Linked DNA regions of Homo sapiens: region 2 is linked to region 1. A link is an interaction called in ENCODE POLR2A ChIA-PET data of the cell type or tissue named here. Cell type or tissue: OCI-LY7. All regions are shown on one strand. Each heading gives the region's core, and the rest is flanking DNA. Links, peaks and the distances in the headings are about the cores only. Region 1 has its middle 9.0 kb from the start of NPFFR1. Region 2 has its middle 3.9 kb from the start of EIF4EBP2.

Region 1 (5,327 bases), core at 328-5,327:
TCCCACAGAGGATGAGAAGATTGACAGTTCCCCGCTCCCTCCATCTTCATAGTTCAGGAATCTACAAAGGCTCTGTCTCAGGCCTTTGAGGATGATGAAGTACTCAAGGCGTTGGCTGGGAGCCAACTGGAGCCCTTGCTACCCTATGTGTGTACATTCAAGTTCATGCCAGCAGAAGCACCTGGGAACCCTGCTTCCTGTAGCTGGGAAGCACTTAAGTTGGGGTGCCCTCCAGGGTGGACTCTGCAGGACTACCCCAGTGCATGACTGCAGGGGGTGTCACTCACAATGCAGTCTCAGTAACTGGCACCATTTGCATAGAAAACTGTGAATGGGCCACCTGGCGCTGTGCTAGGGCTGGTGCTGCATCTATGGACTATTTCCAAGAGAACCAATCACGGGAGCTTTCTCAAATGTAGATTACCAGACCTATATGAGCCCCATTAAACCAGACTCTGGAATAGGACTCATACCTCTGCACCTTAAAAGGTCCCTATTCATCCTTCACACAGCGCGCAGAGGATCCTTCTAAATCCCAACTCTCTCATCTGCTCCGAGCCCTGCCATGGCTCTCCACTTATTTCAGTATAAAAGCCCAGGCCTTACCATGGTCTTCGAGTTCTGGAATCACCCGCCCTCTGTTACTTCTGTGGTCTCTTTCGTACTCCAGACACACTGGCTTCCAGCTGGTCCTCCAACACCCCACATGTGTTCACTTCTCAGGGCCTTCGCATTTGCTCCCCACAGCCCTCACACACCCACCAAGATATTCCCATGGCCAACTCCCTTATTTCCTTCAAGTCTACTCAAATCGAGGTCTACCCTAACCACCCTACTGCAGCCTGCCCCGTTGCACTTCTGTCACTTTTATCTCCCTTAACCTGCTCACCTTTTCCTTTATCTATAGTGCTTCTCCAATATACGCTATAATTTACTTATATCTATGGCTTCTTGTCTGTCTACTCTCGCTAGAATAAAATTCCTATGAAGGAAGGATCTTTGTCCTTCTTAGTCTCTGCTGTGTCTCCAGCACCTGGAGTGATGCCTGGCTCATAGTGGGTACACATGTATGTTTACTGAATGACTGAATGGACAGGTGGTTGATATGCACTGATGCTTGGGGGCCTCTGCTTGTGAGAGAACTGCCGTGTGATATCCACTTACCAGCCCAAGTTCAGGTACCATATTAAATACCTGTGCTCACCAGCAGAGTTTGCTTCCAAAGGACTGAAAAACACCAGGAAGTCTTCCTCACTTTGGTCTTTCCAGACACTCACAAGCCATGGTATTGTGGCTGGGGCTTTTCCTAAGTGGGGTGGCCAGGAGTCAGTGTACATGAGCTAAGAGAGAACAGTCAGTCCCCAGTGCTGTCCCTTAGCCTGCCACTGTGCCTGAAAGCCCACCAGGATGAGACTGCTGCTGTTGATGAGGCATTGCCCTGTCCATATGATCTTATTTTAACCCCTGCCAGGATTCAGAAGGGAATTCCTAGTGGACCAGGCCCTCGCTACTCAAAGTGTGGACCTCAGACGATCAGCATCAACAGCACTTGGGAGTGTGTTAGAACTGTAGTGTCAGCCGGGCGCGGTGGCTCACGCCTGTAATCCCAGCACTTTGGGAGGCTGAGGCAGGTGGATCACTTGAGGTCAGGAGTTCGAGACCAGCCTGGCCAACATGGCGAAACCCTGTCTCTACTAAAAATACAAAAATTAGCCGAGCATGGTGGTGTGAGCCTGTAATCCCAGCTACTTGGGAGGCTGAGGCAGGAGAATTGCTTGAACCCGGGAGATGGAGGTGCAGTGAGCTAAGATTACGCCATTGCACTCCAGCCCAGGAAACAGGAGCGAAACTCCATCTCAAAAAAAAAAAAGAAAGAAAAAAGAAAAGAACTGTATTGTCTAGGTCTCTCCCCAGGCCTATTGAATCAGAATCTGCATTTTAACAGGATTCCCATGTGATTTGTGGGCATGAATGTCCTGCCAGCTGATAAAGTCAACTTGGGGTTATTTTTTTCTGCCGGACAGGAATCCATAAGTTAACAAGTAACCTCACAGAGTCTGTGCCTTTAATTAATAGTAACTAACAAAGTTACAGTGGTACATTCTCACAGGCAGGCCTGTTGAACAATGCAGTTATCATCTTTGTCTCTTTTCTAGATTTTGGGTCATATTTCCTTGTAACAGATTCCCCTGGGAGGGTATCTTGAGCGTTAACATTCCTGGGACCAAATTTATCAGCTGCTCCGTGTTTCTCTTAGAGAAAGGCAAGAGCCACCCAAAGCTTGACGTGAAAGGAAAAAACCAGAGGTGTCAAAAAAGAGTAGAGGAAGTGAAAAGCATCACCAGCAGCTCACCAGGTGTCTGTGACCACACTAAGTGCTCTCCACTTCTCACCTCGTTTAACCCCCACAGCAACACAGGAGGCAGCTACTATTATTTCAATTATATAGATGAAGAATCTGGGGAGAGGAGATGTTCAGCCTGGCCAAGATCGACATTAGTCGAGGCTGGTGGCTGGGGGCACAATTCAGATTCAATTCAGATCCAAATCCAGCCTTTTTTTTTTAAGAGACGGGGTCTCATTGTGTTGCCCAGGCTAGAGTATAGTGGCACAATCTCACTGCATCCTTGAATTCCTGGGCCCAAGCGATCCTCCTGCTTCAGCCTCCTCAGTAGCTGGGATTACAGGCACGTGCCACCATCCGCAGCTAACTTTTAAATTTTTTCGTAGAGATGGAGTCTTGCTATGTTGTCCAGGCTGGTCTCAAACTCCTGGCCTGAAGAGATCCTCCTGCCTCAGCTTCCAAAGCACTGGGATTACAGGTGTAAGCCACCATGCCCAGCCTCAAATCCAGAGCAGAGTCCATGTCTTGTAGAATTGGTGTCCAGGGCCCAAGAAATGGTTTACAGAAGGCCCCATCTAAGCTGGAGGAGGCCCCAGGGCTGCCCCAGCTATCCCCGATAACTGCCCACCTCTTCCCAAGAGGCTTCACCACTTTCCCACCACCTTGTAGAGATGTGTTTTTCCTGATATAGTGGCCTGAATCCTTCTTGACCTAGTAGTGCTCACCCAAAAAGCTCTCATTGCACCCAGGGTGCAGAACCTAAGACAGCTGGAGTTCCTCAGGGCATCCCAGTCCACCCTAGGAAGACTCCCTGCATGCAGATTCTCCAGAGGAGAAGGTGAGCTGTCAGAGGGGAAAAGTTCTGATCCAAACCTCTTCTGCTTCGTAGATGGGAACCCCAAGTTCTAGAGGGAATGTTCCACAGCGTTCAAGAGCAAGTGGAGCAACCCACCCAAGGATGTGCAGGGAGTTGGTGGAACCCAGACGAATGCCCAGGTTTCCTGGCTGCATGCTCTGGGTTCTTTCTGTGGCCCTCACTGGGCGCTGGGGTTTGGGAGCTCCTCTACGTGGCACTCCTGGCATCTCCTCTGTGGCCACTGCTGCCCCGGCTGTGCTGTGGAAGTGAATCAGCCATTGGAAACCTCACTTGTCATTTATTAATGCAGATAATGATGCTGACCTGCTTCCCTAGGGAGAGCTGATTAATAAGCATTTTACAACCTTTTGAAGCAACTGCTCCTCCGAGGCTGGTTAAGGAGATGGAGGGATGCCTCCTGGCTCCTAGGAAGGGACCCCACTGCTGCCTAGGTCTCAGCCTCTCTGCAGCTCCCCTGGCCTTGCTTTTCAAGGGGACAGTCCCTCCTTTCACACCACCATAAACAAACACACTGAAAATGCTGGGGATGTGCTGGGGGTCTGACTCCAGGGGCCATATTTTCACCACACGGAGACCCCCCCTTTCCTGTGGATTCTGTGCCTTTTCAAAATGGTAGCTACACCAATGGACTTCCTTGCCCCAAAGGCCCGTGTGCATTTCCAGCCAGCGAGAGATAGACTGTCTCCATGGGAGGTGCCTGGCTTCCCCACCACAGGGGAGGTATCCCACAGGGCTGTCTTCAGCCTCATGCCAACCCTTCTCCCGGGTACCTACCAACCCTCTCAGGCATCTCGGAACACGCCTCCGACTCTGCTTAGAGGATGAGGAGTGTGTGTATGAGGCCAACACAGGCCTTGTGGGTTCCATCAACACCCACTGAGGGCCTATGACCAGGGAGGATGCTAGGACGGGGCCTGCTGCTGTGCAAGAGAAAGGGTCTCTGCTCTTGGAGGGCATTAGGGACTCAATGTGTCCCTCAAAATTCCTATGTCGAAGCCCTAACCCCACAATGTGACTGGAGATAGGGCCCATAGGAAGTAATGAAAGTTAAGTGAGGTCCTGGGGTGGGGACCTGATCTCCTTGGATTAGTGACCTTATAAAAGGAGACACCAGGGAGCTTCCTCTCTCTCTTGTGTGCACACACCAAGGAAGGGCCATGGGAGGACATGGCGGGAAGGGGTGTCTGCAAGTCAGGAAGAGTACCCTCACCAGAAACCAAGTCAGCCGGAACCTTGATCCGGGACTCTCAGCTTCCATAACCATGAGAAAAAAATTTCAGGCTTACACCTGTAATCCCAGCACTTTGGGAGGCTGAGGTGGGCGGATCACAAGGTTAGGAGATCGAGACCATCCTGGCTAACACGATGAAACCCTGTCTCTACTAAAAATACAAAACAACAACAACAAAAAATTAGCTGGTGTGGTGGCACACGCCTGTAGTCCCAGCTACTCAGGAGGCTGAGGCAGGAGAATCGCTTGAACTCAGGAGGTGGAGGTTGCAGTGAGTCAAGATGGCATCACTGAACTCCAGCCTGGGTGACAGAGTGAGACTCTGTCTCAAAAAAAAAAAAAAAATTTCTGCTTATTTACCACACAGCCTGTGGGAAGTTCATAGACTAGCCGGGGAAACAGGCGTGGGAAGAGAAATATGACTGGAATGTCCTAGGCAGTAATTCTGAAATCTTGCTGCACATTGGAGTCACCTGAGAATCTTTAGAAACTCCTGATCTGGGACCGGGCATGGTGGCTCATGCCTATAATCCCAGCACTTTGGGAGGCCGTGGCAGGTGGATCACTTGAGGTCAGGAGTTCGAGACTAGCCTGGGCAAAATGGTGAAACCCCCCGTCTCTACTAAAAATATAAAAATTAGCCGAGCGTGGTGACATGTGCCTGTAATCCCCGCTAACTGGAAGATTGAGGCAGGAGAATTGCTTGAGCCCAGGAGGCGGAGGTTGCAATGAGCCAAGATCACACCACGGTGTTCTGGGACAGGGTCTTGCTCTGTCACCCAGGCTGGAATAAACAAACAAACTAACAAACTGATCTGGTTCCCACACTGAGACATTCTGATTTTATTGGTATGGGGTGTGATGACTTCAAGTCT
Region 2 (5,355 bases), core at 1-5,000, 110 kb before region 1:
ACTGGGAAGACACTCATGGGTAAGGCCAACATAGCTACCATCATTCCCATTTTGCAAATGAGAGAAATAAGGGTAAGAGAGGTTGAGGGGAAAACAGCTATTGCTTCACTGCTCAGAGGGTCAAACAGGTGCTTGGCAAGAACATAGACAAAAGAACTTACAACAGCCCAGGGCAGGCCAGGGCATTACATGGTACTGATTTTGTGGTGAGTGCCCCAAGAATCCAGAAAAAAAAGTCCCCTGCCTGTCCTGCCATCTGGAAGCTGCCAGAGTTGCAGAGGGCTGAGTTTAACCTTGAAAGACTCTGAGACTTTGGACATGCCAACAGAGACACTTCTAGTGGAAGGAAAGGGGAAGATACTAGTTTACATTTGTGTAGAGCTTACAGTGTGTGGTTGATAAAGTGCATCAGTCCAGTAGGGGCACAGTAACTCACACCTATAATCTCAGCAATTTGGGAAGCTCAGGTAAGAGGATGGCATGAAGCCAGGAGTTCAAGACCAGCCTGGATAAAAAAGCGAGACCCTCCTCTCACATTTCTACAAAAATAAAAATAAATAAAAAATTATCCAGACATGGTGGTGTGCACCTATAGTCCCAACCTACTCAGGAGGCTAAGGCAGGAGGATCTCTTTAGCCCAGGAGTTCAAGGCTATAGTGAGCTACGATTGTGCCACTGCACTCCAGCCTAAAAAGACCCTGTCTCTAAAAAAGTTAGTTAATTAATTAAAAAATAAAGTGCATCACTCTTTGAACTGTCTTTATTTACAAATTTTGGGGGTGTTCTGGGGACAGTGAGGTGGGTCCCTTCTGGCCAGAGCAAAGGGTAAAGATGGCACAAAAAAGTTAAGCTGGGCGCAGTGGCACACGCCTGTAATCCCAGCACTTTGGGAGGCCGAGGTAGGCAGATCACCTGAGGTCAGGAGTTCGAGACCAGCCTAGCCAACATGGTGAAACCCCATCTCTACAAAAATACAAAAAAAAAAAAAAAGTTAGCCGGACGCGGTCGCGCATGCCTGTAGTCCCAGCTACTTGGGAGACTGAGGCTGGAGAATCGCTTGAACCCTTGAGACAGAGGTTGCAGTGAGCCGAGATCATGCCACTGCACTGCAGCCTGGGCAACAGAGCAAGACTCCATCTCAAAAAAAGAAAAAAAGACACAGAGGATAGGACTAAAGATGGGATGAAATGAAATAAAGGAACCAAAGTACAATTTGAAAGTTTTGGGGACAGGTGCTTTTTATTTATTTTGCCAGGCAGCCTGGGGGAAGTGAACAGAGCACAGGTTTCGGAACATACAGACTGGGTTTGAGTCCCAGCTCTGCCGTTTACAAGCTGTGTGACCCCAGACAAGTTACCTATGCTCTCTGAGCCTCATCTGTAATGTGGCAATAACCATGTTACCTCATCTGGTTAGCATATAAAGTGCTTAGCAAATAATTGCCTCTTGACAAAGTCATACTGAAATTAATTGAGGTTTTATTTATTTATTTATTTATTATTATTATTATTATTATTATTATTATTTGAGATGGAGTCTCGCTCTGCCGCCCAGGCTAGAGTGCAGTGGCGCGATCTCGACTCACTGCCAGCTCCACCTCCCGGGTTCACACTATTCTCCTGCCTCAGCCTCCCGAGTAGCTGGGACTACAGGCACCCGCCACCATGCCTGGCTAATTTTTTTGTATTTTCATTAGAGACGGGATTTCACCATGTTAGCCAGGATGGTCTCAATCTCCTGACCTCATGATCCACCCACCTCGGCCTCCCAAAGTGCTGGGATTAAAGGCGTGAGCCACTGCGCCTAGCCAGTTTTATTTTTTATTATTACTATGTTTTGAGTCAGAGTCTTGCTCTGTTGCCCAGGCTGGAGTGCAATGGCGTGATCTTTGGCTCACTACAACCTCCGCCTCCTGGGTTCAAAGCGATTATCCTGCCTCAGCCTCTCGAGTAACTGGGATTACAGGTGCCTGCCACCACGCCTGGCTAATTTTTGTATTTTTAGTAGAGACAGGGTTTCACCATATTGGACAGGCTATTCTCTTGGCCAGGCTGGTCTCAAACTCCTGACCTCATGATCCGCCCACCTTGGCCTCCCAAAGTGCTGAGATTACAGGTATGAGCCATGGCCGAGGTTTTTTATTTATTTATTTATTCATTCATTCATTCTGAGACAGAGTCTCGTTCTGTCGCCCAGGCTGGAGTGCAGTGGTGTGATCTCGGCTCACTGCAACCTCTGCCTCGCCGGTTCAAGAGATTCTCCTGCCTCAGCCTCCCGAGTAGCTGGGATTACTGGCACGCACCACCACACCCGGTTAATTTTTTTGTATTTTTAGTAGAGACAAGGTTTCACCATGTTGAAACTCCTGAACTCAAGTGATCCTCCTGCCTCGGTAACTGAGGTTTTAGATTTTCCCATTAGGACCTCTGGTGTCTCCTGCACCTTTTCCTCAATTAAAAGTCAACAGTCAGGCCAGGTGCAATGGCTTATGCCTGTAATCCCAGCACTTTCGGAGGCTGAGGCAGGTGGATCACTTGAGCTCAAGAGCTCAAGAGTTCAAGACCAGCCTGGCCAGCATGGTGAAACCCCATCTCTACCAAAAATACAAAAATTAGCCAGGCATCATGGTGCACGTCGGGTCCCAGCTACTACTTGGGAGGCTGAGGCAGGAGGATCACTTGAACCCAGGGAGGTGGAGGTTGCAGTGCCACTGCACTCCAGCCTAGGCGACAGAGAGAGACTTGGTCTCAAAAAAACAAAAACAAAACCAAAAAAAGTCTATAACTGTCTGGTTTCAAAAGTACCAGCACAAAATTGCCTTTGTGCTCTTTTGAAATAAAATGTGTGTGTGCATGTGCATGTGTGTGAGTGTGGTTGTGTATGTGTGGATTCTTCACCTCTAGAAAACCCTAAAAAAGCTCACTAAACTAATTTTTTCACACTTTCTAAAAACTTGCTTTTTTTTGGTAACAGCTTTATTGAGATATGCTTATCTACTGTAAAAGTCAACCTTTTTTTTTTTTTTTTTTTTGAGATGGAGTCTCGCTCTGTCTCCAAGCTGGAGTGGAGTGGCGCAATCTCGGCTCACTGCAACCTCCACCTCCCGGGTTCAAACAATTCTCCAGCCTCAGCCTCCCGAGTAGCTGGGTCTACAGGCGTGTGCCACCACACCCAGCTAATTTTTGTATTTTTCGTAGAGACAAGGTTTTGCCATGTTGGCCAGGATGGTCTGGATCTTTTGACCTCGTGATCTGCCCGCCTCGTACTCCGAAAGTGCTAGGATTACAGGCATGAGCCACCATGCCCAGTCAAAGTCAACCTTTTTAAAATGAACATTTCAGTGGTTTTTAGTATATTTACAAAGTTGTTTATCCATCACTATTGTCTAATTCCAGAACATTTTTATTGCCCCCCAAAGATAGCCCAGGAACATAGCAGTCACATTTTCACCAAAATGTCTTGAATTTGATGAAACTTATGCTGATAAATTTTATTTATTTATTTATTTATTTATTTATTTATATGTTTTGAGGCAGGCTGTTCGTCTGTCACCCAAGCTGGAGATCATATCTCACTGCAGCTTGGAACTCCTGGGCTCAAGCAATCCTCCCCGCTCAGCCTCCTAATGCGCTGGGATTACAGGTGCATCCCACTGCACCTGGTCAAGTTTATATTTTTTATTTGTTATTGAATCATTTTTTGAGACAGGGTCTTGCTCTGTTTCCCAGGCTGGAGTGCGGTGGCGTGATCATGGCTCACTGCAGCCTCAACTTCCCGGGCTCTAGCAATCCTCCTGCCTCGGCCTTCAGAGTATATGGGACCACAGGCATGTGCCCTGCCCGTTTAAAACATTTTTTGGGATCTCACCCTGTTGTCTAGGCTGGTCTCAAATGATCCTCTCAAGTGATCCTCTGACCACCTCAGCCTCCCAAAGTGCTGGGATTATAGGTGTGAGCCACCATGCCCAGCCTCAGGTGAGAATTTAAAGGATAAATCTATTTCTCCCCCATCCCCAGAGCCTACCATGGGAGACTAGGAGGCCCTCTACATGGCCTGAAATGTACAGGTGGATATTATCTCTGAATGAGTTTATCTAGATAGGTGGGGACTGGGGAGCTGCTGATGCAATTGTGACCCCACAGACACAGGACCCTTTAGATTCATACCTGATGTATTTCCAGGATCAAACATGAAAGATATCCCACAAGTAGCCAACCCTGTCTCTGAATTTTTTTAATTTATTGATATTACTAGAGTTTGAAAGAAATGAATGCCAGGCATGGTGGCTCACACCTGTAATCCCAGCACTTTGGGAGGCCGAGGTGGGTGGATCACTTGAGGTCAGGAGTTCGAGACCAGCCTGGCCAACATGGTGAAACCCTGTCTCCACTAAAAATACAAAAATTAGCTAAGCATGATGGTGGGTGCCTATAATCCCAGCTACTTGGGAGGCTGAGGCAGGAGAATCACTTGAACCCGGGAGGTGGAGGTTGCAGTGAGTGGAGATTATGCCACTGCACTCCAGCCTGGGCGACAGAGCCAGACTCCATCTCAAAAAAAAAAAAATGGATGTGGTCCAGTGTCCCTGACCTAGGGGTATCCCTTCTGCAGTCATCGATTCCAATGTTCAGCCACTTTGGCTTCCCAAAACCCATTCTTTCTAATCACCTGCACTCACCTGCTGCCCCTGTTCCCTCTGGTCCTGTCTTTCCCAGGGGGACAGGGAGGCTGGTTTCCGCCCTCTGTGATGTAGCTACTCATGCTAGATCTGTATCATTGTAAGGATAATAGCCCCTTACATTTAGATAACACTTTTCCACTTCACAAAGCACTTTAACAACAACTAACCTCATTTACGCTGAGCCACAGCCCAGTGATGGAGGCAGCCTGCTTATTATTCTTATGTACATTTTACAGATGAAGCTGAGGGTCAAAGAGGTTGAGTGACTTCCCTGAGGTCCTATAGCCAGGACCTGGTGGAGCTGGGACTAGAACCCAAGCTCCTGGTTGGTGGTCCTCTGCACTTTCTCCTGCACCTGTTGGCTTCCTGCACTCCTGAAGAATGTGGGGTGTCCATCTCCTGAGCTCCTGAAATATAAGGCAGAATGTGTTGAGAAAGTGATCATAATAACAGATAGCATGTTTAAGTGTCCAGGTTGTGTCAGGTGCTGTGCTAGGTGTCTTTTAGAGATCTTACCTCTAATACCACTGCCATACATAGTAGGCATTATTATACCTATCTATTTTACAAATGAGGAAGCAGCCTCAGAGTAGCTAGCTTGTCCAAAGTGATCTGCTGTATCTCTAGAAATTTCTCTGGCCTCTCACAGTTGTTTGGAACATGTCACTGTGCC

The links. Peaks named below come from ENCODE experiments on the same cell type or tissue, not always from the same donor. Only the 100,000 strongest peaks of a DNase experiment are listed, where the experiment ranks them.
Region 2: POLR2A ChIA-PET joins it to region 1 with 16 read pairs; 5 of 35 experiments call an interaction of 5 or more read pairs at or near these places.

What each region holds. Positions count from the first base shown.
Region 1 is chr10:70,290,356-70,295,682 of GRCh38, reverse strand. No RefSeq gene overlaps it. Among named protein-coding and RNA genes, the nearest start is that of NPFFR1, 9.0 kb to the right of the region's middle. RefSeq lists an enhancer at 2,118-2,237 and a silencer at 3,883-4,093. In OCI-LY7, for the core only: no CTCF peak of the experiment used is centred there; DNase peaks (open chromatin) are centred at 1,112 and 2,352; H3K4me3 peaks cover 474 bases; H3K27ac peaks cover 2,769 bases.
Region 2 is chr10:70,397,545-70,402,899 of GRCh38, reverse strand. No RefSeq gene overlaps it. Among named protein-coding and RNA genes, the nearest start is that of EIF4EBP2, 3.9 kb to the left of the region's middle. In OCI-LY7, for the core only: no CTCF peak of the experiment used is centred there; no DNase peak of the experiment used is centred there.